Linked DNA regions of Mus musculus: all the other regions are linked to region 1. The links are chromatin loops, found by intact Hi-C in ENCODE. Cell type or tissue: gastrocnemius. All regions are shown on one strand. Links, peaks and the distances in the headings refer to the core of each region. The heading gives the core; the rest is flanking DNA.

The links. A loop is a pair of places that touch in the nucleus more often than their neighbours do. Peaks named below come from ENCODE experiments on the same cell type or tissue, not always from the same donor. Only the 100,000 strongest peaks of a DNase experiment are listed, where the experiment ranks them.
Region 2: a loop joins it to region 1, with 4 times the contacts of the local background. A loop is called at or near these places in 11 of 42 quality-filtered maps.
Region 3: a loop joins it to region 1, with 3 times the contacts of the local background. A loop is called at or near these places in 11 of 42 quality-filtered maps.

Annotation. Positions count from the first base shown.
Region 1 is chr12:104,950,230-104,955,229 of GRCm38, reverse strand. It overlaps Syne3 (spectrin repeat containing, nuclear envelope family member 3), which reads left to right. Exons shown (of 19, transcript NM_001042699.2): 11 at 924-1,067; 12 at 2,110-2,244. Among named protein-coding and RNA genes, the nearest start is that of Syne3, 46 kb to the left of the region's middle. In gastrocnemius, for the core only: CTCF peaks have their summits at 1,095 (motif pointing left) and 2,609 (motif pointing left); DNase peaks (open chromatin) are centred at 40, 492, 1,103 and 2,588.
Region 2 is chr12:105,008,100-105,018,775 of GRCm38, reverse strand. Gm46375 (a long non-coding RNA gene) reads left to right here. Exons shown (of 2, transcript XR_003950255.1): 2 at 3,764-6,093. It also overlaps a transcript of Syne3 not described here. Among named protein-coding and RNA genes, the nearest start is that of Gm31742, 10 kb to the right of the region's middle. In gastrocnemius, for the core only: a CTCF peak has its summit at 8,761; a DNase peak (open chromatin) is centred at 8,843; H3K4me3 peaks cover 2,509 bases; H3K27ac peaks cover 3,027 bases.
Region 3 is chr12:105,099,301-105,109,976 of GRCm38, reverse strand. It overlaps Gm31829 (a long non-coding RNA gene), which reads left to right and starts at 6,986. Exons shown (of 3, transcript XR_872956.2): 1 at 6,986-7,857; 2 at 8,746-9,060. In gastrocnemius, for the core only: a CTCF peak has its summit at 5,733 (motif pointing right); DNase peaks (open chromatin) are centred at 5,735 and 6,862.

The sequences.
Region 1 (5,000 bases), core at 1-5,000:
CTATGGTCTACTGGCGTTGGCTCTGGGCCAGCCACCTGCTAATCTTTGTCCAGCTGACACTCTAGGGGAGGTGCTGCCTGCCGTTCACCCTGTTTTACAGGTGAGGAGAGTCAGTCAGGATCTCCTGGCACGGGCTCAGGGCTCAGGCTACATCACCTGACTCCAGTCCAACAACCTCACCTCATCAGAGGGCTGAGGCAGGGTTGCAGGAGCTGGGGGGAAGTCAGACAAAAAGAGAAGTCTTCACTTTCAAACCACTGAGGCTGCTGCACCCCTAAAGGGGTCTCAGCAAAGAGACCGGTGGTCCTCAACCTTCCTGATGCTGCGACCCTTTAATACAGTCCCTCATGTTGTGGTGACCCTCAATCATGAAATTATTTTTGTTAACGGCCCCACTCCATGGACTGGAGTTCCCAACTGAGTAACTGTAATTTTACCACTGTTGTGAATAATAGTGTAAAAACATCTGTGTTTTCTGATGATCTTAGGTGACCCCTATGAAAGGGTCATTCAACCCCATCCCCCACAGGGGTCACAACCCACAGGTTGAGAATCTCTGGTCCACAGGCTGCGGCAGCCTATAGGGCTCTATATAGGGTTCTGGCATTGAAGAGGCCAGTGTCTGTAGGGCACTGGTTCAACTCTGTCTCTATAACAGAGTATAGAGAGGAAATGAGTAGACTGAGATGTGTTCTCAAAAATCATATTTATAATAAACTTCTGGTGAGAGATCTGGTGTACAGGGGAGGGGCAGCCTGCACAGACAATGGCTAAAGTGTGATAAGGGGACACAAGGTTGGCCCACCAGGGAGGGCTTCCTGGAGGAGATGGTTTAGGAGTTCATTTAAAGAGAGCAGCCCAGCCCACTGTTAGGTCTTGCAAAGCACTATAAGAAAAGCTCTTATTTATGCTTCTATTTGCAGAGCCTGCTTGTTCAGCACAAGGACTTTGGGGTGGCTTTTGATCCCCTAAACAGGAAGCTCCTAGACCTCCAGGCCAGGATCCAAGCAGAGAAAGGGCTTCCGAGGGACCTTCCTGGAAAGCAGGTCCAGCTCCTAAGGTTGCAGGTGAGGAGCTCTGTTGTCTACTTTGTAGCACCCCCTTCTGGCAGTTTGGGTCCATTACTGCCGGGATGGCGTGGGTCTCAATGGAATCTCTGCTTATTCAGTGGGCAGTCCTGGCCTCAGCTGGGACTGTTCACACACACACACACACACACACACACACACACACACACACACACACACACACATACACACACATACACACTCCCTGAGCTACGGAGTCTTGAGTCTAACACAGCAACAAGCAGTTCTTTGGGGCTCTGAAGTCTGAGGAGGGGTCAGGAAGCAGAGAGGGCAGTAAATGCTGGCTTTCAGTTCGGTTCTCTTTTTATTCCCTTTGGGGACTCCAGCCCATGGGGTGGGTCCACCATAGTTAATGTGGCTCTCCCCTCCTCAGCTCATCGTATTTGGAAACTCCCTCATAGACACAGCAGAGGTGTCTGCTAGATGATAAACATCTAGTCAGGTAGACGATGAAGATTAAGTGTCCTAGGAACTTGGAGGCTTTCAGTTGAATAAACCAATTTTGAGATTAGGAAGGGATGCTTTCTATCACGTGTGGACCGCATACAGGCAGGTCACTGGCAATCACTGGCCGGCTGAGGGACCTTACTGGTTTTTATCATGCACACGACACGGTGTTTATTGTTTTAAACCCAAACATGATTCGTGCATAAGCTGACAGTGTTCTCTGGAAAACATTAAGCATGCTACATTTGAGTCTTTAATACTGAAGTAGGTCTAATTCCGCATAACAACCAACGGTCAGCAGGTGGGGGTCCAGACGTGGGTTTCTTTCTCAAGATGCTGTCTGGGATCTTTCCTATAGTTTATTTTTATGGTGCCCCAGGATATTTGTGTCTGAATTTTAAAGTTTCATTTGCCCTGAAGAAGAATCTATTGGACCACCCAAGTGGTACAGCCACTGATAGAGGGACATGCTAGCCTGGGAACCCATCTCAGCCCCTGCCCTACTGGGCCTCCTGGATGGAGGGTCTTCTGGATGGAGGGGAGGTGACCCAGCTCACTTGTTTTTCTATCGCAGGGGCTGCAGGAAGAGGGGCTGGATCTGGGGACACAGATCGAGGCTGTGAGGCCTCTTGCCCATGGGAACTCTAAGCACCAGCAGAAAGTAGACCAGATCTCCTGTGACCAGCAAGCCCTGCAGAGGTCCCTGGAGGTAAGGGACCAGTGATGTGCCTGAGCTGTGAGAGCCAGGTCCTACACTCCTACAATCCTGGGTCCTTTCTCCTTTCAACCTCTCTTTGTCCTCATCCTCATTTCTGTAACTTCTGACTGCTGAGCAGTTCCTGTATGCCAGCTGCTGTTCTGGCTCCTGTGGTGGATGCAGCATGCACGGACAGACAGACAAGGGCCCTGCTTTCCTGGGGATTGGGTGGGTGGATCAGTGAGTGGGTGAGTGAAGCCAGGGTTTCACATTGTGAGGAGGGCCACGGAGGGAGAACAGAAATGGTGGCCTTGTCCCAACACCTGAGGGGTGTCCCTCAGCCCTGGCAGCTTCAGAGCCTTGTCTGCAGCGCCCTCTAGTGGCCACATGAGCGCTTTCAGGTGCACAGGTTTGATTGTACTCCCTGCAACTAACTGCTTGTTCAGAACTTCAGACTTCTTGACATTGGACTGAGACAAATAGAAATGCAGGCTCCGGGATCCCTGCACAGCCTGACCTAGTCAGGCCAGGGTCTGCCTTTGAACCAAGACTCATGGAGTTCAAGCTGGTCCCTGGCAGTGCAGCTCAAGGAAAAATCAACTCTAGGCTAACTTCTACTCTACCTGGCCCTGAACACCGTTTCCACTGGAAACATCTTCTTTACATCCAGAAGTTAGTAGGTGGACACATCGATGTCACAGGCAACTTAGAAATGTCTAGAATAGAAAGAGATTCTTAAAGAGACATTGCAATCAAGTTATAGGTAAATGGCAAGCCCTGGTCACAAGGAAGGGACATGGCCACTAATGTCACATGAGGCAGCATGACCAGCAATACTAAGTCCTTTGTGTTTAGGATGGGTGTGTTCCCAGAGAAGCCAATGACCTTGTTAGAGCTTTAAAGACCTCCTTGCACCTGTGTGTTAGAGTTAGAACCCAATCCCAGGACATGTGAGACACAAAGGGCACGGGACAAGTCTGTCTCCTTCCCTCCACGTGGTGGGAGCACCTATCACACTTACATTGTGTCTTAGTTAGGGTTTTACTGCTGTGAACAGACACCATGACCAAGGCAACTCTTATAAGAACAACATTTAATTGGGGCTGGCTTATAGGTTCAGAGGTTCAGTCCATTGTCATCATGGTGGGAACATGGCAGCATCCAGACAGGCATGGTACAAGAGGAGTTGAGAGTTCCACATCTTCATCTGGAGGCTGATAGCAGAATACTTGCTTCCAGGCAGCTAGGATGAGGGTCTTAAAGCCCACACCCACAGTGACACACCAACTCCAACAGGGCCACACCTACTCCAACAAGCCACACTTTTCAATAGTACCACTCCCCGGGTCAAGCATATTCAGACCATGACACATTGTCTGTTACTTTTGGCTCCTGCACCAGGCTTGGCCCCAGGAGTCTCCAGGAAGCATGGTGCCATACACAGGGCCTGTGGCATACACAACCCTGCCCCTGAGTGGGGCAGACCTTGAAAAGTCTGGTGACTTTAAATCATCCTTCACTCACAGCTGAGTCACTTTCATGTCCTGTCATCACCATGACCAAGGATTTGACAAAGACAGCGTGTGAAGAGAGGGGCTTGCTTTGGTCCACAGGTCCAGAGTGTAGTCCATTATGGTTCAGGGAACCATGGTGGCCAGAACTTGAAGCAGCGAGTCTCACTGTAGCTTTAGTCAGATCAGAAAGTATTGAGCAAGGAACGCTGGAGTCCTAGGCAGCCCAGGCTGGTCTTAAACTCACAGAGATTCAACTGCTTCTAGTTTCTCCCCTTTTCATGATGTCTTAGACCCTGGCCTGCAGAGTGGCACAGCCCACATTATGGTGGGATTTCTCACCTTAGCTAATGAACCTAGGCAATCCTTCAGAGACATGCCCAGAGGCTTGTTTCTGAGGTGATTCTAGATCTAGTCAAGTTGACAAGCAAGATTAACTGTCACATATCCACAGGGAGTGTGCTCCTGTGCCGGAGGCCACAGGTCCCTATGGCAGGAAGCTGTCGTGGGTAGTTAGCTACTGTTGGTATCCTGACCCTGGTACTGCAGGCTCAGAAAAGCAGGGTTTAGAAAATGAGGTTATCTTTGACAGAGTTATTGAAGGCAGATGCAGAATGTGGGATGCTGAACCCATCTTTGGACAATATCTAATTACAACTCAGACTTTATGGACTTTTCAAGCCCCTTGGCAGGGGCCTGGCATCCCGTAGCTTTGCCAGTGGTTTTGTTTTGTTTGATTTTTTTAAATATATAGGGAGATAGGGTCTTTGGGAGCCTAGCATAGAGGCATGAGGCCTTCAGGGTAATGTTGTGAGAATAGTGGCTGCAGGCTGGAGTCTAAATGGCCCTGGTGGGCAGAAAAGGGGGCTCAGAGAGACCCAGGCAAGGAGGCCAGAAGCATGGAGAATGGCCATCCTTCTGAGGACAGTGCCCATCCTTCTTGGAGACAGAGATAAGAAAGGCCAGTGATTCAGACTTCTGAGAATCTGACAGGCCCAGGAAATAGGACCCAGGAAGAAACAGAGGGAGAGGGAGGGGGAGGGGCATGGGGATGGGGAGGGAGCTTTGCAAACTTTTATATAGAGTTGTGTTTTTTTTAATTTTTTATTAGGTATTTTCCTCATTTACATTTCCAATGCTATCCCAAAAGTCTCCCATACCCACCCCCCCTACTCCCTTACCCACCCACTCCCACTTTTTGGCCCTGGCGTTCCCCTGTACTGGGGCATATAAAGTTTGTGTGTCCAATGGGCCTCT
Region 2 (10,676 bases), core at 5,677-10,676, 58 kb before region 1:
CAAAAAAGAGCACCGTGTGGAAATAGCACCTAAGAAACAGATCGGAATTTACTCATGACACAGAAAATGGTCCTTTGCTATGGATACCACACAGAATTTGAGTGACTAAGAGGTTGGTAGGACGGTTCAGCTCATAAAGATGCTCACTACACAGAGCCTAATGTCCGGAGTTCAGAACCACATAAAGGCAGAGGGAGGTTACAGCTGACTCCAGAAAGTTCCTCTGATCGCTCCTGCACAGCCCCTGCCCTATACACACACCATGGATGGACAAAGACAATTAAAAAAATAGAGCTGAAGCCGGGCAGTGGTGGCGCACGCCTTTAATCCCAGCACTTGGGAGGCAGAGGCAGGTGGATTTCTGAGTTCGAGGCCAGCCTGGTCTACAGAGTGAGTTCCAGGACAGCCAGGGTTACACAGAGAAACCCTGTCTCGAAAAACCAGAAGAAAAAAAAAATAGAGCTGGAGAGAGGCTCTAAAACACATGATGCTCTTGCAGAAGATGAGGGTTTAGGTCCCGGTTACAGTTTCAAAGGATCTAACATCCTCTTCCAGCCTCTGTGGGCACCAGGCTCACAAATGGTGTAGACATGTGTGTAAGCGAAACACTCACACACATAAAATAGGGGGGAAAAAAAAGAAGTTATTTTCTTAAAAAAAAAAAATTAGAGTGATTAAATGGGAGGCAGAGACAGGCAGATCTCTGAGTTCCAGGCCAGTCTGGTCTACAGAGTGAGTTCCAGGACTAGAGCTACACAGAGAAACATTGTCTAGAAAAAGGAAACAAGACAAAACAACAATCAAACAAGAATCTGGACTGTGGGGACTGAGGAGATGGCTTGTAGGTGAAGTGCTTGCTGCACAGTGTAAGAGCCCAAGTTCAGATCCTCAGCAACTATGTGAAAAATGCCAGCCACCCTGTGCACCCAAAACCCCATGCCAGGAAGCTGAGACAGCCAGATCTCAGGGCTTGCTAGCCAGTTACTCTGGCAGAAATAGGTTTAGGGTAGAGAAATCTTCCCTGTTGCAGTAAATAAGGTGAAGAAATGATTGAGGAAGGTATCCCAACATTGACCTCTGGCTTACATGCATATACAAACATAGACACATACATACATACACATATATATACATACAATGCATACACACATATGCATGCATACACATGTATACACACATACATGCATGCATACACACGCACATACATACACACATACATATACACACATTTACACACATACATACACACACATACCTACATACACCTGCACACATAAACACATACATACCTATACACACATGCATACACACATACATACACACACATACATGCTTACACACTTACATACACACACGCACACAAGTACATACACACACACACACACAGTAAGGTGAGAGAACGAGGGGAGGGCCATTGTATATCTGGTCAGGCACATGATAGTTGGGTGATGGTGGGCAAGGGGTTATTTTCTCTTTTCCCCTGATTGTGAGTTGACAATCAAGGCTCCCAAGAAGAGCAGTGGCACAGGCAAAGGATCAGAGTACTGCCCGCCTCCTGGTAAGCCCTTAGTAAGCACAAAGTATCTTTAGTATTCCCCATCATCCAAGCTTAACCCACAACTCACAATCTCCAGAGGGCCTTCCCTCAAACACCCAGGCCTTCTGCTTCTTCTGTCTCTACATTCCTCCAGGAAGTCCACGGTGCAGCACAGCCTGGTTATTTCAGTATCCCACATGCCCCTGTGTTGTTATCCTCACACGCTCTGCAGGAATGTAATTTGTTTTTATTGGACTTCCACAATTCAGAGCTCAGCCCAGAGCATTTACTGGCACACAAACATCCCCTAGTTAGTACACTGGAGGGATAAACAATTAGGAAGAACAGAGCGGGGTGGAGTTGTCTATGGGGACTATACCAAACAACCGAGGATGCGAAGGCGCATGCGCAGAGCGCTTAGGGCGGCTTCACAAGAGAGCACCGAGCCAGAAACAACCAATGTCCCTCTGTAGGGTGATGATTAAACCAGCATTCATCCATACCCTGGGCCAGGACTCAGCAGGGGGAATATGTTAACGATTTGCTAACACCAGAGTAGAAAGAGCCAACCCTAAAAGGTTCCATTCAGTATGTGTCTGATACATGGTTTCATTATGTAGCCCAGGCTGGCCTTGAGCTCTAAATCCTCTTGCCTCATCCTCCAGCATGCAGGGGTTGCAAACTCTGCAGTAGAGAGAACTATCTTAAAATGGGGGTGGGGGTGGGGCTACAGAAAGGAAAATGGTTTGGTTGATGGTTCCAGCATTTAAAAGAAGCAGATGGGACAGACTGGCAGCTTGCTGTGACAGAGTGTTTTGTCTTGATGACTGCTGTGTTAGTGTCCCTCCCTGTGATACTCTATCATTGTTCTGCAAGATGCTGGCAGCAAGGGCACTGGGCAGGGAGAGATACTGCGCAAGGTCTTGTAACTACATGCAAGTTTACAATTATCTTCCAGTAAAACACGTAGTTAAACACGTTTAAAGTAAGCCGGTGGGAGCAGAGAGCATAGCCCTGGATACTCTCCAGGAGATGCACAGGAAGCCTCTTCCAGAAGGCTTTCCATTTTCAGAATTAAAGTTTATCAACCGTAGATTAGCATGTTTTATTTCCATGGAACTTAGCAGAAACAATGTCTAGTCACAGTGTGTCCCAGGATTTTCCCCTATCTAATTACATTAGGGCAGTGGGAGGACAGTGATTGGGCAGGGGAAAGGGAGGCAGAGCTAAGAGTTGCAGAGAGACAAAGAGAGTCTTGGGGTGGGGGTGGGGTGGGGAAAAGGAAGATGGTGGCTGATGTGAATCAGTGTGGCTATGACTAGCCACAGGTTGTTATGATATAAAGGTTAGAATATTGGGCAGCTTTTATCATTATCAATTGGTTCTGAAATTATTGTATTGGCATCTTGTATATTGAGAATTTGTTGATATATAAATCTGATTGGTTAACTGTAAGCATTGAGTCTTGTTTTTACCGGGTTACTGGGTATTGTGGTATCAAAACACGAGAATGGCGGATCTATTTGGTTACTAGAATGTGGGACAGAGCCGTAGTGTTGTGGCTCTATGGTGCAGGTACTAGAGTGGGAACATGGCCCTGTGGGGCCAGAGAGCTGGTGGGTTGAGAGAAGCAGAAGTGAGGAGAGTTGGTGGGTTCATTTTTTAATATTTCCCTCAACAGTGAATGGTGTTTTTTGTGTAACAAGATCAATATCCTCACTTTAAAAATGTTTAATATTATGTGCAAAGGTGTCCCTCATGCATGTGTGTCTGTGAGTCATGTGCACTCCTGATGCCCAGGGAAGGCAAAAGAGGGCATCTGAGCCCCTGGAATTGGAGTTAGATGTGGCTATGGACCACCATGTGGGCGCTAGGAATAGGACCCAGATACTTTGGAAAAACAACCAGTGTTCTTGACTGATGAGCCATCTCTCCAGTCCTGAGATTTTTCACAATTTCTTAAGTTGGAGAGGTAAGCAAGTGATGGTTTTTCCTACTTTCCTCTTGTCTCAGACTGGAAAACTCAGAAGGAACCAACAAGAAGGTGGAGGAGTTGGGGGAGGGGGGGTGCCATGTGTGCAGCAGAAGAAAATGTAAATGTATATAATATAATGCAATTATATAATATACAAATAGAGAGTGAGTAAGAAGTGTTACAAAGAGACCCATTGTTTGTACACTAGTGAAACTTTATTTTATTTTATTTTATTTTTTATTTTGATTCAGGTAGACCTCAAGCTCGCTGTGTAGCCAAGGATGACCTTGAATTTCTCATTCTCCTGATCCCAACTTCTACGTGCTGGGAAACCAGCATGTGCCACCATGCCTGTTTTATGCAGTGCTGGGCATCTAATCAGGACATCTCGGATGTTTGGCAAGTGCTCTGCCAACTGAGCTACATCTTACACCGTTAACATTAAAGATTGTTCTTTGCGTCTGATGCTGTGATAAACACCGGGACCAAGAGCACCTCAGACAGGAAAGGGCTTATTTGGCTCATATTTCCGGGTCAGTGTCCATCACTGGGAGAAGTCGGGGCAGGAACTCAAGCAGGAGCAGAGGCAGGAACCTCTGAGGAGCGCTGCTCACTGGCTCCTGCTCAGGCAGCCATCATAATACAGCCCAGGAACTCACAAAGTGCCATCATCAAGAAGATGCTCACAGACCAATCTGATGGAGGGACTCTCCTAACTCAAATCCCCTTACATTATCCTGGATTGTGTCAAGTTGATGGCTGATGCTAAGTAAGAGGAAAAAAAAAATCTTTTTTTTTTTTTTTTTTGCCTATAATAGAGATGACCCATACCTACTTGGGAGGCTGAGACAGGTGGATTGCCACAAATTCCAGAAGGGGTCGGGCTGCACAAGGATAGCTAGGGCTACAGAGTAGCAAGACTTTGTGAGAAAAAAACAACCATGTAACTGACCAACCAGGCAAGCAAACCTATGAACATTTTAAGAAGTCCAAAACCAGAAGTAACATGGCAGAAAAAAGGCTAGAACCCAGTCAGACACTGTAGAATCCAACCATGCATAACCCCATACTCTATTTCCATGTTCTAAATTCAAGGCAAGGGGTGGGGTCATGGTTCTTTTGGTGGAGGGCTTGCCTAGCACGCAGAGGCTCTAGGCTTGGTCCCTACCACTGCGGAACAAACACAAGACCATAAAGCAAAACAAAACAAAACAAACAAACAAACAAACAAAACACACACACACACAGAAAACTCTGAAAGCAAGGCAGGTCAGTGTTCCTGGGGAGTGCTGGGCAGAGAGGCAGCTGTGAGAGGCTGCACCTACCAGGGCAGTGGGCTCCTGCAGGACCCCAATGGGGAGCTATAAAGTAACCTTTGGAAAACGCTAACACAGAAACAAAACTATTTTGTTAAAAACTGTGGAGAGCAGACTAGGGATGAGAGCTGACCAGCTCTCTGGGGCACCCCAGAAACAGATACCCCAGAACTGGACAGACGCCCCAGAGAGAGCTTTGCATAAGTGTTCCAGCCAACAGCTATCCTAAAAACCAGCCCTGAAAGAGAAGTCAGACAGGAGCCAGGAAATGGGACTAAACATTGCAGGATAGCACTGACACCTCCGGGATTTCTGGACAGGGCACCTCTTTCCTCCGCTCTTGCCTCGCTTTACCCATCCATACAAAGGGCTGTATAAAGGAAGCAACAAGCAACGCCAGGCCATCCCTACTTTCCCCCTTAATCTCGTGTGGAGGCTGAACACATAAACAAACAGGAAATCACACCTACAGAATGCAGGAGCTGCTGGGGAGGCTGGCTGAGCCAGTGTGTAGCAGACCAAGAACTAGCTGTGCCCATTCCCGCTTCCCCGTGAGTGCCTGAGTGCCGGTGGAGACGCATGCACGCCCAGAGGAAGGGGTGGGAGCAGTGGGAACTTCACTTTTTCGGAGACATTTTTGCCTTGCACAAACAGCCCCACAGCGCGTGAGTCAGAATTTCCGAAAGGCATAATTTTAGTGCCCCTTCTTGCGGTTGCCTCTCCAGGCTGTCTCTGAAAGGGGAGGCCTCCGCGGGCGGGGTTTCCTGTGCTCAATTCCAGAGATGACAACGGGGCTCTCCCCAAGCCGTTTGCCAGTATTTTCTTTCCAGATACGTTTTTAAACTTGGTAGCAGCCGTTAATGTCTTCTTAGCTGAGAATTTCGCCCCACGCTTGTACAGCGTCCTTCTTCCAAATGCGTGGGCTGCTACGAAGTGGAAAAGGAGATGGCTGAGTGTCAACCGCGTTTGCTGCCAAGCCTCATGGCCTGAGTTCGATCCCCAGGACCTCCACATGCTCACTGCCGCACTGGACAATTCCTTCAGTTAAATAAAAAAAAATGTAATTAAAGTTTTTTTTTTTTCAATTTTAATTTTTACTGGAGCTAAGGATAGAAACTGTGTGCATGCTAGGCGATGCTCTACCACTGTGCTAAGTTCCCAAGACTAAAAATATTATTTTAAAAAAAGTAAGTGCGGTGTGGAAGTAACCACCCAGTGTGTTCCACCCAGAGCCACGATGCCAATAAATACGTATACATAGTGAAGTCCGGTTTTGATGGATGTGCATATCAGCCTTATGAAAAGCCAAGAGAGTGTTGTGAAAAGTATCAAGTCAAAGATAACAACCTATCAATATATATGTAACACTGTGTGTGTGTGTGTGTTTGTGGTGTGTGCTTGCATGTCTCCATGTAGAAGCCAGAGGTCACCATCTACCAACTGTCCCCCTCTATCCCACCTTGTTTCTCTGAGGCAAGGCCTCTCACTGAAACTTGGAGCTTGTTTCAGTTGCACTGGCTAGAGAGAGAACCCCTGCAGTCCACATCCCCTGCCTCCACTGCCTTACAGATGTGTGCTATGGCGTTGAGCTTTTATGGGAACATTGGTGATGAGCACTCAAGTCTTCATGCTTGCCCAGCTAAGTACTTACCCACTGAGCAGTCTCCCCAGCACTTTAATATCTGATGGAGTTCTGGGGTTCATATTTACCGTTTTTATGTTTTTACCTGTGCAGCACCATTGCTGTCCCCCTCCAGTATTCTAAGGGGTTAACTGACTCACTCGGTTACTACACAATAGAAAGGCAAGGCTTGGAGTTTGGGTTCCTACTGCTCTGAAAGGCTTACCCATGGAAAGGACAGCTCATCTCTGTAAACCCTTCCCCACATTCCCAGAGACTTGCATATGGCTGGCTCTGGAGATGTTAGTTAGATGAAACACTTGGCACAGCCATATGCCAGAGATCCTGGCCATCACATCAGACTCAGAACCATAAAGCAACAGCTCCTGCCAAGCAGACCTGAAGACACCAGGCAGAGAACCATACAAGTGTCTGTTATTAGATTAGACCCTTTTAACAGAAGAGGGAACCGGAGTTGAGTAACCAGCTGCTGGCTGTGAATTGGGGTGATTGGCACTGTCATCTCTGGTTTTTTGCTTATGGATTGTTTAGTTTTGGCTTTTCAAGACAAGGTTTCTCTGTGTAGCCCTGGTTATCTTGGAACTCCCTCTGTAGACCAGGTTGGCCTGGAACTCAGAGATCTGTCAGCCTCTGCCTCCTGGGTGCTAGGATTAAAAGGCTTATAGCCTGTCTAGCTGCATTAGGTCAGCTTTCACTGCAGGTATGGGACTTTAGAGGGCCAATTGCTTGCTCCAGCTATTCACAGAGGTGGCAGAGACAGCTCTATCCCAGAACAAAGTGCCTGAGCCCTCAGTGTCTGGCTTTTAAGACAAAGCTAATTACATTCTCCTAACTGCTCAGAGGAGGACGGTAGTAAGGATTTAACAAAGGGATGCAGGTTGAAAGCCTTATCCAAAGGTGAGAATTATAGTTACTGTAAGTCACTGCTTGCTTGGCTGTTGTGCTAGACCAGGGGAGGCCCTTTGTGTAGATCTTCTCAAAGTAATTATGTCTTAATGAATGGGCTCCAACTAAGGCGTGGTTGAGCCTCTGGCATTCTGCTTCAAATTGGGTCCACCTCCAGTGTTAAGCTTAGAGCTCTACTTAACTCTGCCTCTTCCAGAATACTCTCTCTCTCTCTTCCCCTCCCCCCACCATTACTCTCTGGTTTTGTTTGACAAATTAATCTCCTTAGGACAATGGCTTTTACATTTATTTATTCTGCCAGCTCTGCCAAGAAACCACAGAAGGCGACCGTGTGACTGACCTTGGGCTTGTGTTGAAGACTTTGTTGTTATCTATTAAGTGGACTGGTCACTCCTAGGTCGTGAAGACAGACTCTCACATGGTACTAGGTTTCCAAGTTGTGTTCTCTTTAGCAGCAGGCGCTTCATTCAGAAGACCCAGACTCAATCGGAAGGATCTGTTGCTGCCTGAAAGAGATAACTCTGGAGCCCTAGGGTGTTTTGTTTTGTTTTGTTTTGTTTTGTTTTGTTTTGTTTTAGTGAGGTTGAACAAGGTCTGAGGGCAGGGGAAGGGAGCCGGCCTCTTCTTGAAAATCCTTGAAATCCCACTGGTGGAGTTAGAATGGCCCTAGGCAGTTACAAGTGCAAAGGCCCTGAGGCAGAGAAGAGAAACACTTTCTCTTCCGAAGCAAGGTTAAGTGGGTGGAGCCCAAAACAAGGATTGGCCAATGACATGGGAGGATGCTGATTGGTTGGGGGGCGGGGGAGGGTGAGCAAGGCCAGGACACCAGAGAGAGGAGATGGACATTCTTGGGCTTGGGCTTTTTGGGAAGTTCCCATGCAGTATGGGTGGCTAGAAGACTGAAGAGTGGGAAGGGCTCTGTAGAGTGCCTCTTTCAGGTTGACTGATGGCTGCCATTTCATTCTTGTACTTGGTGCTGTTGCCTGTGTCGCTCTCTCTGCTCTGTGAGGGTAACACCTGCCATCCTCTGATCCCCTCCCCAAGTCTGGACAGGTAGGATAATAGCTTCCCGAGGGCCTCCTCCTGGGTGGTCCCCACGACTCTTTGGAATGGCAGGAGGCAGATGAAGACGCTGGATCGGATCTGGATTGGCATGGACAGACACAGTATTCCCGCCCTCCTGAACTTTGGTTTGAGAATTGTAGCGGGGAGGTTCGTCCTCCGCCCTGGTTCCCCATTTGCAGTGTGGCGGGGCTCCGGGCGGGTCCCTAGGGGGGCGGGGCAGTCGCGGTGTTCCCCGCCCCGCCCTGACCCGGCCCCGCCCCGCCCCGGAGCCGCCCGGGACGCAGGGTGCAGGAGGGACTCGGCCCAGCCGCCGGAGGCGCCGCACTCCGTCTGCTCCGGGCAGGGTGAGTAAGGTCAGGGCGGTGGGAGGCAGCACGGGGCTGCGGGGTATCGCGCCCGGTTCTCCAGCGTACCCCTGTCTTGACGCGTCCCCTGGGATCTGCGCCGCGGGAAGTCTGGGGAGCAGGGGAGGCGCGCGGGGGCGGCGGCCAGCGTGACAGCTGCGGGCGGGCGGAGCTTCGGTTCAAATGCAACCGCTCCACCCGCTGCGAAATCCTGGGCACCCTAGAGTCTTGGCCCCAAGACGCCGCAGTGCTGGGGGCTGCTCCTCCCTGGGGCCAGGTAGCTTCTTCGGTCTCCCCTCTTCGCCTTTAGAGGCTGGCAGACTTGTCAACTCACAGGTCCTCAGGTCCCGGAATGTCCCATTCTGGGAATTACGAGCTCGCCAGGGAGAGCCCAAGAGCGCGCAGTGAGGAAGGGAAGTCCCACCCGGCGCGCTCCGTTTCTTTCAGTCACCTTGTTGTGCAGACTTGGGCCAGCCGCACAGCCTCGCTGATCCCCATCAAACCACTCTAAGGGGAACTTATATGTTGGCTTCGCTTGAAGTCAGATCTGGAGCCCATTCCCTGGGTGGGTGTCTCACACATCTTGGTTGGCCTCTGCTTCAAAACTGAAAAGTGGTGAATTCAGCCCAGGGTTCGTGACATTTAATCTCTTTGGCTTTGGGACGTATCCCCAGTGACTTGGAGCCCTGCTTCATCTCTGTAGGGATGGCTTCTTTCTATAATGGATAGCCAGGGTATGCTTGTGGGGTGACTTTAGTACCAAAGGGGGGTGTCACACCCCATCCTTCGTGGGTGGGAAAAAGCGACTCTGCTCAAGACCAGTGTGTCATGCTCGTACTGCAGCCACACAGGATAGCCCCTTTCGTGTACCCAGGAGAGAAGAAACAAGCAGAGAGAGGGGGCGTGACTTGCTCAAGGCGGCACAGTCTAGATCCGTTGCGCAGGAACTTGGCTCTCTTGAAGAGCTTTCTTAGCCTCGCCTCTTGCTGGGGGAGTGGGGAGGGGCCAACAGCTCATAGGGGGCAGGAGCTGGGAGGTAGGAAGGTGATCTATGCCAGCGGGCTGTTTTGCTGGGTTTCCTGTGAACTGTGCCCCAGAGGGACACTCTAGCACACGTGGGCTCGCACATTCCCCGGGCCTGCTGACAGTTACAGCTGAGCCAAGCTGCTCCCCGCGTGCCAGAGAGGCCCCTCTGGGGGTGGCTGTGTAGGAATGTACCAGGAGGCCTTATTTCTGGAGTCACTGAGGGAGGGATGAGAACCCAGGATCCTTTGTCCCCTCAGTGCGGCAAAGACCTCAGGGTGTGGCAGAGCTGTTCTGCCTCCATGGGAACAACTGCCCACTCTCCTGGGGGTCTTTGCACGCTTTCGAGTGACTATGGACTTAGCCCTGTCTGGGCAGCCCCTCCACCTAGTGATACAGAGACCCGTGGTTGCTCAGGGAGCCTGGTGTGGTCACATTGGACAGCATGACTGGGCAGGGAAGTATTACCTCCAAGGGACTGTGGAGTCTGTAAGCCCAGAAGCCTCTGGCCCCCAGTGTCATTTCGCTATAAGAGAAAGGGTGGTCAAATCAGATGGCCACTTTGGCCTCACCTGAGTATGTAGCCTTGGGCTAGTGGTTTTACCTGTCAGCTTCAGACAGGGGGCACCCCAGCTCCCCACAGCCCCTATGTTATAAAGCTTATGAACAGTAGGTGAGAGATTCACAAACGGTGTTGTGTGTGCTGTGGATATGGCAAGGATGAGTGATTTGGTGTTTTGGGGTGTGGGTGGGGGGCTTGAACAGGAGACCTGAGATCTTCTCTGTTCTGCTCTTTTCCTCTCTGCCTTGATTTCCCCAAATCTGTTAAACAGTCCATGCTCTGGATCACTTCCCTCAATACTGGGAA
Region 3 (10,676 bases), core at 2,712-7,711, 150 kb before region 1:
ACTGCCCCAGGCTAGAAGGTGACTCTTGCCTCAGAAAAAGCCGATCCAACAGTCCTCACGGCTCAAACAGGAAGAACTCCAGAACCATGTGGACAGGTCACAGGATATTGACTGCAGTGGCTGCTCGAGGCCCCTGTGTGTAGCAGGCAGATACTGGTGACCAGAGTAGCCCCAGGCTAACCAGCTGTGCTGATGGACTTTCCTAGACTAAGTCCCAGGCCTAGTCTGAGGGTGAGAAGCAGATTTGCCAGCTGGAAGCAGAATCATTGTAAGGAAGAGCCCAGGGGACAACGCAAGGCAAGGGCCTGCTTCAGGCTCAGTGGTGCTAGGGACAGAGAAGGGCCTTCCTGGCAATCAGAGCTGAGGCTGTTCCTACCCCACTCCCACACACACACCCACACACAGCAGAGCTGTCTTTTGGCACTAAACACCAATAACACTGAGAGCAGAGGAAGAACAAGGCTATGAATGTTCCTCCTGGGCAGCCCGGGCAGACTTGAGTGTGTTCTATTTTTATCCAGGAGTGCTGTGCTCTGCACTGTAAGGGAGAGGCTCGTTTTTTACACAGGGAGGAAGACTTGGTCATGGGTTGGCTCTGAAAGAAAAGGTCAGGGTCTCATGGTATGTATGTACATACATGTGTGCATGTGTAAGCACCCTGTGCTTACAGGTGTGCATGTGTGAATGCATACAGGTATGCATGTGTGAGCACCTTGTGCACACATGTGTGCATGTGTGTATACCATGTGCATACATGTGTGCATGTATGAGCACCTTGTGCACACAGGTATACATGTGTGAGCACCGTGTAGAAATAGGTGTGCATGTGTGAGCACCTTGTGCATACAGGTGTGTATGTGTGAGCACCTTGTGCATACAGGTGTGCATGTGTGAGCACCTTCTGCATACACGCGTGCATGGGCAAGCACCTTTGGGGCCACCCAGAGAAGGATCAAATGCTACTGCTGAGTAGTCCATGAGCTCACTGTTGCTTCTAGGCTGAACACAGTCTGAGCATCCCTCTCAGACTCCACAGACTTGCTCAAAATTCAGGAAATGAGGCCCAGCTGAATTCCCTTCCCTCCTGCTGGTACCCTGTCTCTGTTCTAGGCTACATGCCGCCCACCCCACCACCACATTGAGGTGCGTCCATGATTTCAGCCTTTCTTCACTCTGCATCCAAACTGGGGCCGAACCCTTTCAATCCTCTCCTCACCTCTCTGTTCATCCAGCATTAAACTATATAGAACCCACAGCTCTCTCCTCCTTTGCCCCCTCTCCCAGACCCCCACATTAGCACCTCCCCAGGGATGGAGAGTAGCCCCTTCTCGCTCCTGTCTCCTACCCCACGTGGCAACAGCTTCCTCCTCAGCTCTGCTTCCCAGACCTGTGGCCACTCGGTTCCCACAGTCTTGCAGAAAGATAGAACCAAAGGTTGTCAGCATGTAGGGACAGGGAAGGTTGAGCGCGGCACTGGTAGACAGTGGATCAAAGCACCCAGGGCATTTGTGGTTGTCTTAGAACAGGGGAAGGGAGGAAGGGAGGAAGGAAGGGAGAGAGGGAGGGAGGGAGGGAGGGAGGGAGGGAGGGAGGGAGGGAGGGAGGGAGGGAGGGAGGGAGGTGAGGGGAGGGAAGGGGAGGGAAGGGAAGGGAAGGGAAGGGGAGGTGCACGCACAGGACATGGTGACAGGTCTCGGGAGGTAGAGACAACTAGAATAGGTATGGGGAACATTCCTTAAGAGATCCCAGTCTGGGAACATCCTTAGGAGACCCCAGTCTGGAAGCATCCACAGAACATCCCGGTCTGGCAAAGTCCTCAGGAGATAGACCCCAGTCTGGGAACACCCAGCACTGAGACCTTGTACTAAGAATCAGCAAAAAGCCACCAGTTAGAAACCTAGGTACCTTCCCCTAACTATCCAAGTAAAGCATACACCATTCCCTCCCCTCTCAAGAGGCACCATGGAAACACATCTGTCCAACAAGGGAGAGGAGGAGAGAGTCCGGAGGGAGGGGAAGTGTGTGCCTGGAGACCTCTCTCCATCCTACAGGATGGGAAGCCCTGCCCCTCCCTCAGACACACCTAGGGTAGTCATGAAAAGAAGCTTCCCTTGAGGCTGGGGTGTAGCTCAGTGGTTAGAGCTCCTGCCTAACATGCACCAAACAAACCCTGGCTCAACGCTGAGCACCACATAAAGCCAGGCGTGGTAGAACAAGCCTATAAACCGCACACTCTGGAGGAGGAGCTAAGAGGGCTGGAAGCTTAAAGAGTGTCCTTGCCTACATAGTGAGTTCAAGGCCAGGATGGACTGTGTGAGACTCTGTCTCAAAATACAAGCAAACAAACAAACAAATAGGCAAGCCATCTGCTCGCCGGCAGCAGGGATCCCCAGTGAGAAATACAGTTTGATACCTGTTTTAGGGATCTCTAGAGACCAGTAAGAAAGATTGGATAGATAAGTGGGTGGGTGGGTGGATAGATGGAGAGAGAGACAGGTAGGCAGATTTACTATAAAGTGCTCCAGGAAACTGGGGCTCCACTCTCTTAAGTAGCATAGTGGCTAGACATATACCAGAGTAAAACGGCAAATTTTAAAAACTCAATCATAATGGCTAAGAATTAATCATATTTTACTAAATTCCAAACACTGTCCTAAGACCCTTACATGTCACTCTCCTTGAAGAAAAACAAAATGAGTCACATTAAGGAAAAACAAAACAAAACAACAAAAACCTTGACTGGGCTTGGTGTTCAGACTTGTAATCTAGCTACTCGGCTGACTGAAGCAGGAGGGTCACAAGTTCAAGACCTGCCTGGTCATAGAGTTCAAGGCCAGCTTGTCTCTAGGACCACCTTCAATAAGAAGGATTCGGGAAAGGAGAAGGAGATGGAGGATGAGGGGAAGAGAAAGTAGGGAGAGGAGGAAGAAGAGGAGGATGCGGAGATCAAAACTCTCACTATCAGGTTTAAAGGCTGGAGAGACGGCTCGGTGGTAAGAGCTGGCTGGTTCTCCCAGAGAACCCAGGTTTGATTCCCAGCACCCATGTGGCAGCTCACAGCTGACTGAAACTCCAGTTCCAGGGGACCTGGTGCCTTCTGGTCTCTGAGGGTACTTCATGCATATAGTACACAGACATAAATGCAGACAGAACACCATACAGATTAAATATAAATGAATAAACAATTTTAAAAGCAGCACTGTGTGCTACAAGATGAACAATGCCTTCAAGATCTGGAGGAGGGTCCAGTTACCCTGGACCCCAAAATCCAGTTACATGATGCAGATGAGGGTAAAGTGGAAGGTCTGCAGGCAAGCGAGGACTCAGGGGGACTCTTCGTCTCTCTTAAGAAGCTACTAGGAAAATGTACTTCAGGAAAAGAAGAGAAAAACGTGCATTAAAAGATAAATTTCATTCAAAAAACCAGAGAGACAGAGAAGTTTCAGCTGAGCAGCTTAATAAATTTGAGCCTTTACTCCCAACATGGGAGGCAGTGGCAGGCAGATTTCTGAATCCAAGACTGCCCAGTCTACAGAGCAAGTTCTAGGACAGCCAGGGCTACATAGAGAAACCCTGTCTTGAAAACAAACAAACAAACAAACAAACAAGCTCATTAAAAAAATATGCTTGTGCATAAAAACAACAAGTTAGAGATTTGACCGATTAATGGGGTAGCTACAGGTGCTGTGACCAGTTCAAAATTAAGGACAGGCACTCTCAATATCAATACACATAGCTATGGCCAAGATATACAGGTATGGATGGAAGATAGCCACCATCTTGGGATTGGTACCAAGCTCAAGGTCAGCTGCCAGAGAAATGTCTGCTCTCAGTCATGCATAGACTGTAGAATGCTTGTGGCATTCTACGGTTCCACCAAACTTCTTCATCCACAAGTCAACAACACTTACTAAGCCCCTCAAACTGGTCAGGCACATGGGACAAATCATACATGCCTTGTACCCTGCTGTTCAGCTCACAGTGTAACAAGGCGCTGCTGCTGCTGCTCCTGCTGGTACTGCTGCTGCTGCTGCTGCTTCCCTGCAGAGCATCTGTGAGTGCCCCACCACATCCCTAGCTTTGGCTCCCACCTCTCATCTCTGGAACTACCCATGGGTTGACTGATATTCACTTGCATTTGTGTTATCTCTTCAGACTCACCCTCCATTCTGCGCCCAGAAAGGCATTACCCAAGCCTAATATCATCTGACATTTTGCCCAAAACAACAAACAAACAAACACTCCCAATGGACGTCCATTATTTTTAGGATATGGCAAAACATTTTTTTGGATGGCCAAAGGATTGCTTGACCCTCACATGCAAGCTGCCTCAGACATATTGGTCCTGACTCAGTGCCTGGGAGTTTCTGCAATGAGCTCTGGCCATCACCTCACACAAATGCATCCCCATGTCTTGACTGTTATGTCTCCTCTTGCATGTGACCTCCATCAGATGGACTCTACCCTGCTTCTGTATTCCAGAAGGTCTCCCCTGAATCCTCTTTCCCCACAATCCTATGGTTTCCTATAGCACCAGGCTTGTACCCTACTTCAATACAGACGGCTGTACGAGATTTGAAAATGTTCTCAGTGTGTCTGTACTGGCTGGTGTTGTGTGTCAACTTGACACACGCTGGAGCCATCACGGAGAAAGGAGCCTCCCTTGAGGAAATGCCTGGGTTCTATAAGAAAGCAAGCTGAACAAGCCAGGGGAAGCAATCCAGTAAGCAGCATCCCTCCATGGCCTCTGCATCAGCTCCTGCTTCCTGACCTGCTTGAGTTCCAGTCCTGACTTCCTTTGGTGATGAACAGCAATGTGGAAGTGTAAGCTGAATAAATCCTTTCCCCCCACAACTTGCTTCTTGGTTATGATGTTTGTGCAGGAATAGAAACTCTGACTAAGACAGTATCTTTTCCACTGGGAGAACAAAAATGATGCCTCCATTTCTGTATCATCAGAGGCTGGCCTGGAGCTCAACACCTGGACCTGTGGAATATTTTCCCAAAAGATGAAGGGTGACCTTTGACTTTCTTCACCTTTGGTCCTCCTGAGTGAGGAAGCTACTTAGCTCTTCTCTTCTACACTCAAATTGCCTCCCCGAGATCAGGATGCCTGCTAGGACTGAATATTTGTGAGCCCCAGAAGTCATATTGAAACTCTACCCTGCAATGTGACTGCTTGTGGAGATAGCACTTTTATGGAGTAATTAAGATTAAATAGACTCCTAAGGACAGAGGTCTGAACCAATGGGGTAAGAGTCCTTACATAAAGAGGGGAGTGTGTGTGTGTGTGTGTGTGTGTGTGTGTGTGTCCAGACACATTCATAGAGGAAAGGCCAGGTAAGGACACTATGAGAGGACAAATGTCTGCAAGAGAGGTACAGAACCCTCCTGGACCTTGATTTTAGACTTCACTTCCAAAACTATAAGGAAATAAATTTGACAGTTTTGTAACCGAAGTGGGCTAATACAAAGCTTACACAGTTCCGAAGCCACCCGATCTTGTCAAGGTCCAAGACCTCCTGGGATCCAGGACCTTGTTAAGAACCTGAGGACAAAGAGGCCACTTAGAAAAACCTAAAAGATCAACTCATCTCCCTTCTCTTCATCTGGATTGCTTCTAGACATTGGTAGACAGGAGTAGGACTCTCCAGAGTCCTGCTCAATGGGTCTGTTAGGGCAGCTCATTTTTCAAGACCCTCTCCAGGCAGCACAAACCAAAGAACCACCAGGGGGCGCACACACTTCTGCTGTGAACGCAGCACCAGCAGAGCTCTTTAGAAAGCCACTTGAAATCCTACATTAGGAGCCTCAGGGGCATGTTTCCAACCCTCTGACTCCACTTCTGGGAGAGCATCCCATGAAATGACCTAAGTGCAAACATTATAGACATTAGAGCAACGAGATTTAGAACGGAGAGAGATGGGGGAAAGACCACATGGAAAAGGCTACAGAATGTTTAAGAAAAGCATGATGTAATCCCTGATAAAAACATGAATATTATATGTTACGTCTCCCTTACAAAAGATTTTAGTGGGGCTGGAGAGATGGCCCAGCAGTTAAGAGTTCATGGTGCTCTTTAGGGGGACTCATATCACAACCACCTGTAACTCCCGCTCCAGGGGATGCAATACCCTTTTCTGGTATAACTTCATCTGACGGACCCCTTGAGTGTTGCTGTGACCTCCAGAGCCACCGCCGTCCCACTCTCTAGCCCCTGAGAAGCGCTAATCTAATTGACATTTCTAAAATGTCATTGTTTCAAAATTGCCATGAAATGGAGCTGTAAAGCTGGTCTTCTTTGGGGACATTCTCCATTCAGCACAACTCGCTAGAGATTTATCCATGTTGTAGCTGTCAATACTTCGGTCTTTTTTGCTGTAAACAGCATCCCATGGTTCTGATTGCCCCCATTTAACCCTTCCTCTGCCGAAGAAACCTGAGCAGTTCCCAACTTCTGCTCTGAATAAAGCCACTAGAACAGTGGTCCTCAACCTGTAGGTGACAACCCCTGTGGGGGGTCAGATGACCCTTTCAACGGAAGGGGGTCTCCTAAGACCATCAAAAAACATAGATATTTACATTACAGTTCATAACAGTTGCAAAATTACAGCTATGAAGTAGCAATAAAAATAATATTGCGGTTGCGGGGGGAGTCACCACAACATGAGGAGCTGTATTAAAGGGTTGCAGCGTTAGGAAGGCTGAGAGTCACTACGCCAGGATTTGTTTGAGAATAATGAAGGGATGTTTTATTCATGAAAGCTGTCTAGCTGTTTTCCAAGGTGCTCTCCCTCTTCCTGACAGTGGTGCCCACGTGACTGTGCCTGCTCCCTGCTCACTCTTGCCAGTATCTGGCAGCAGCTCAGCAGCTCTTTGCTTCTAGCATTCTGACAGGTGTGCTGTCTCCTAGCTTTAATTTGCATTTCCTCCCGGTTGCTGCAGCTGCGCATGCTTACAGGTTCTCCACTGCCATCCATACCTCATCTTTACTGACGTGCCAGCTCCTGTCTGCCCACGAGTACGACTGTTAGGTTGTATGGTTCTTTCCTGATTGAGTTTCAGCATCCTTTTCTATATTTTAGCAGATGTAAAACCCCAGGTTCAATCCTCAGCAACAAAATAAATTTAAACAGACCCAGGAGCCATAAGGAAAACCTAAGCAGACGTCCGGGCTCCCCTCACAGTCCCTGGATTCAAGAGATAGAAACTCCTCATAGACTTCTCCTAAGCAGGGTCTTCTGAGGAGGGTGGGCATCACGGGTGCCTCTTGGATGCCCAGGGAGGTGAGTCCTGCCTGGTTAGAGTCTGCATAGAGACCCGTCCACTGAGCATTGTACTCAGTGGTGCCTAGATTTCCTTGATATCTACAGTATGCAAGACTCCACACTACTTGCTGGTAGCATAGAACCCTTGACAACTGCTTCTCTGAAAAAGGACTTGTCATCTGTCCCAGAAGGCAACTGAAAGTGGGCAGAGGCCTGAGCTCTCTGCCTGCATTGTGCATCTATCTGCTTTGTCTCTCAGCTTCAGGCAACAATCCCTCTGAACTCTTCAGATGGGCGCACTGATCTCATAAGGAGTGTCTGTCTAAAGCGGCAGGCTCCTCACCCACCTCAGCCCCTTTGAAACTGACGATTCCACAACCAGGGAAATGGGGTGTTTTATGTCAGCTGCCTGGGAGTCTCCAGGCATTGTCCTGAGCCTGCAGCCATCTTGGATTCATCAACTTCAGGGCTTCATTGACAGATACATGGGAGCAGAGTTGTCCTCACAAACATCAAGGACATCCTTCTTCACTCTGCAGCTTGGGAACTCCGTGATCAACTGGACCACTTGGTAACCAAGGATCCTCAGGTACACACACACCTGCATCCCTCCCCCTTGCCCTGACCCTCATCCCTCCTTTTAACCCATGTCAGGGCCCTGACGGTAGGCTGAGAGGCCTCACCTCACCCTTAAAATCTCTTCTTGGCTTTCTGTAACTCTGGCCTTTTGCTTTCTGGGGCTGCGTGGCCAGATCTGATGTGTGAGGAAACGCCCCAGAGTCTGTCCCGTGGCTACAGCGAGATGCTGGGGGCAACACAAGTCAGCACTGAACACTGCGTGTGCTTCTGGCCTCTCCAAACCCCAGGAGAGCCAGCCTCTGCCTTCACTCCTCCCATGAGGGGCTGAGGGTGGGGCACCCCCCCCCAAGATGATGCCTCCTAAGTGCTGAGGAAGGACCTTCATTTTCCTCTCGATGTAGCTCCCAATTCCACGCACCATCCAGATTCTAATCCTACGCACTGCTTCATCCTGATACCGTGCCAGCCAATTCCGTTTTCTGAAACAGCCCTCCATCACTTTGGACAAGGCTCATAAAGAGAAAAGGGTCTCACATGCCAAAGGACTCGCCTTGGGCTCGGGGGCTACCAGCTCCAGATACAAATGTGTGAACCTCCTTCAGTTAGGAGGTGCAATGGCTACATTGCACCCCTGAGGATGAAGATAAACGCATCTTAACTCTGAAAGCCTTCGAGCTGAGTGGGAGTGGGGAGGACGAGGGAGGGGGGAGTGTCTTTGGGCTTGGGGAACCACAGCTCAACCTGTGATGGCTAAGGCCCCTTGTTCTGTGAGCTGTGGGCTTTGTTCATTATTTCCAGGAGTCTCAACTGCTCACAGAACATGCCTGACACCCACAAAATGAATTTCATACTTCACAATGATCCGGTATTGTTTAAATCAGCATTTTTCTTCCTCCAGGAAGGCTCCCAGCAGTACAGATGAAATTAAAAATTTTTCCAGAGAATATGGATTATAAAAATGCTTCAAAGGTCTCAGAGGTGGATGAAACTATAGAAAAAGACCTCCGAACCTGCTCTTCCCTCATCACACACATCAAGGGGATCCCGGCAGGTGTGATCTCTGGCTTTGTCTGTCAGCTGGAGGAAGAGGCCCACCTGGTAAGGCTGTCTTTACAGAGGCAAAGATGACCAGGTGCAGTGACCAGCAGCTGTCAACTCCGGTCTCACCTCTGTACCTCCCCCCTTCATACGGCCGCCTGTGGTGACATGAGCGGTAGGCTTACTTTATTCTTTTCCACTTGTATGTGATCGTGTGTGTGCATGTCTGCATGTATATGCATGTATGTATGTGGGTGGGTCTGTGTGCACGCATGCATGTGGGGTCAAAGGACAGCCTCAGGGGTCAGTTCTCTCCTGCCACCATGTGACCCCCACAATCAAACTGAGGCCATTAGGCTTGGGGTCAAGTGTCTTTCTCTGCTGGGACATCTCGTGGTTCGATGGTGGGCTTTCAAAAGGTTTCCTGGATGCTTTCAAGAGACTGGCCCGTGCTGGCTAGATCATAGATTTAAAGGGCTTGAGACTCGTCTTCTTCCTCTTCCCTGTCCCCAGCTTCCTGTACTAACCCTTCCAGACGTCTGACCCTCTAGCCAGCTCCTCTAGGTGGTTAGTAGACTCCCGCTACTCAGGGGGAGCTGGGGTAAAGTGTGCTGTCTCCTGTCCCCATCTGATTTCAGGCCAGTGAGTCTGAGGTTCCAGTTCATTCGTGAACCTCTCCCTTGTGGGAGGACAGTGCAGCCATGTGGCCCTAGGCACACTGTCTTGTTCTCTGGGACTTGAATGCCGCGTTAGGTAGGTTCTAGTTCTACACACTGCTTAATCCTGATAGTGTGTGTGTGTGTGTGTGTGTGTGTGTGTGTGTGTGTGTGTGTGTTTGGGGAATCCTGGATGATGAACTATGTATTCTGTTAAAAGCTTCCAGTGCTGATTTGAGAGGCATGAGCTGCATACACGGCACAAGCCCTTGCTTTGCAATCACACTGACCTGAGTCCTTTATGCTGCCCCTTCCCAGCTGGGTGAACTGGCCAGTGGGGAGTCTGCAAAGTAGTTTCTCAACTCTACTGTGCGGGAATCACCTCGGTGCCCTGTGAGGCAGGGACCCAGACTCAGTAGGGCGGGAGTGCCTGTTTTCCACACAGTCCTACATGAAACATGATCACATGCTCCTACATGAAACATGACGGCCCGTGCCTTTCCCCAAGGCCACTGGTCACACTGAGGAAAAGCCTCTCTATCCAGCGCCTCATCCATTCTGGCTCTTCACCAACTCCCTCATTTCCCCTCCCCCTCTCCCTTCTTCGGAACCAGCACGATCTGGAAGTTCACTTGGAGGGCCGTGCTGCCTTTCAAATGTCCTAGATCTTTGGCTCCTCCATCTCTTTTCTATTTAAATTCAAACCCATACCACTCCCAGGGCATCCTCCCTCCTGCGGCAATTAAGAGACAAGGATGTGACAGCAGCAGTCACCCACTCCCAGGGCCATGTGCTCATCAGAGCAGGATACAAACCATGCCACCCGCACAAAGAACCAGAGAGGGACACCCACAGGTACAGACTCTCTGTTAATGAGGCCTGAGATTTGCCTGGTGCCTGGTTCATTTCCTAGGTTCTGCAGGGACCTCACAGACAGTCAGAAACATGGGGGTTTTGCACATCTCTGGCCCAGCAGTTTTGGGGACCTGAGATCTGTCCTAAGTGTTCCCCTCTCTCCCTCCTTGATCCTGGGTGCATCCTAACTTCAGGTTCCCTATATCTTCTATGATCCCAAGTTTATGTTAAAAGAGTCAGGATCCTGACCACAGCACAGGGCTCTTCCCACCAATGATAA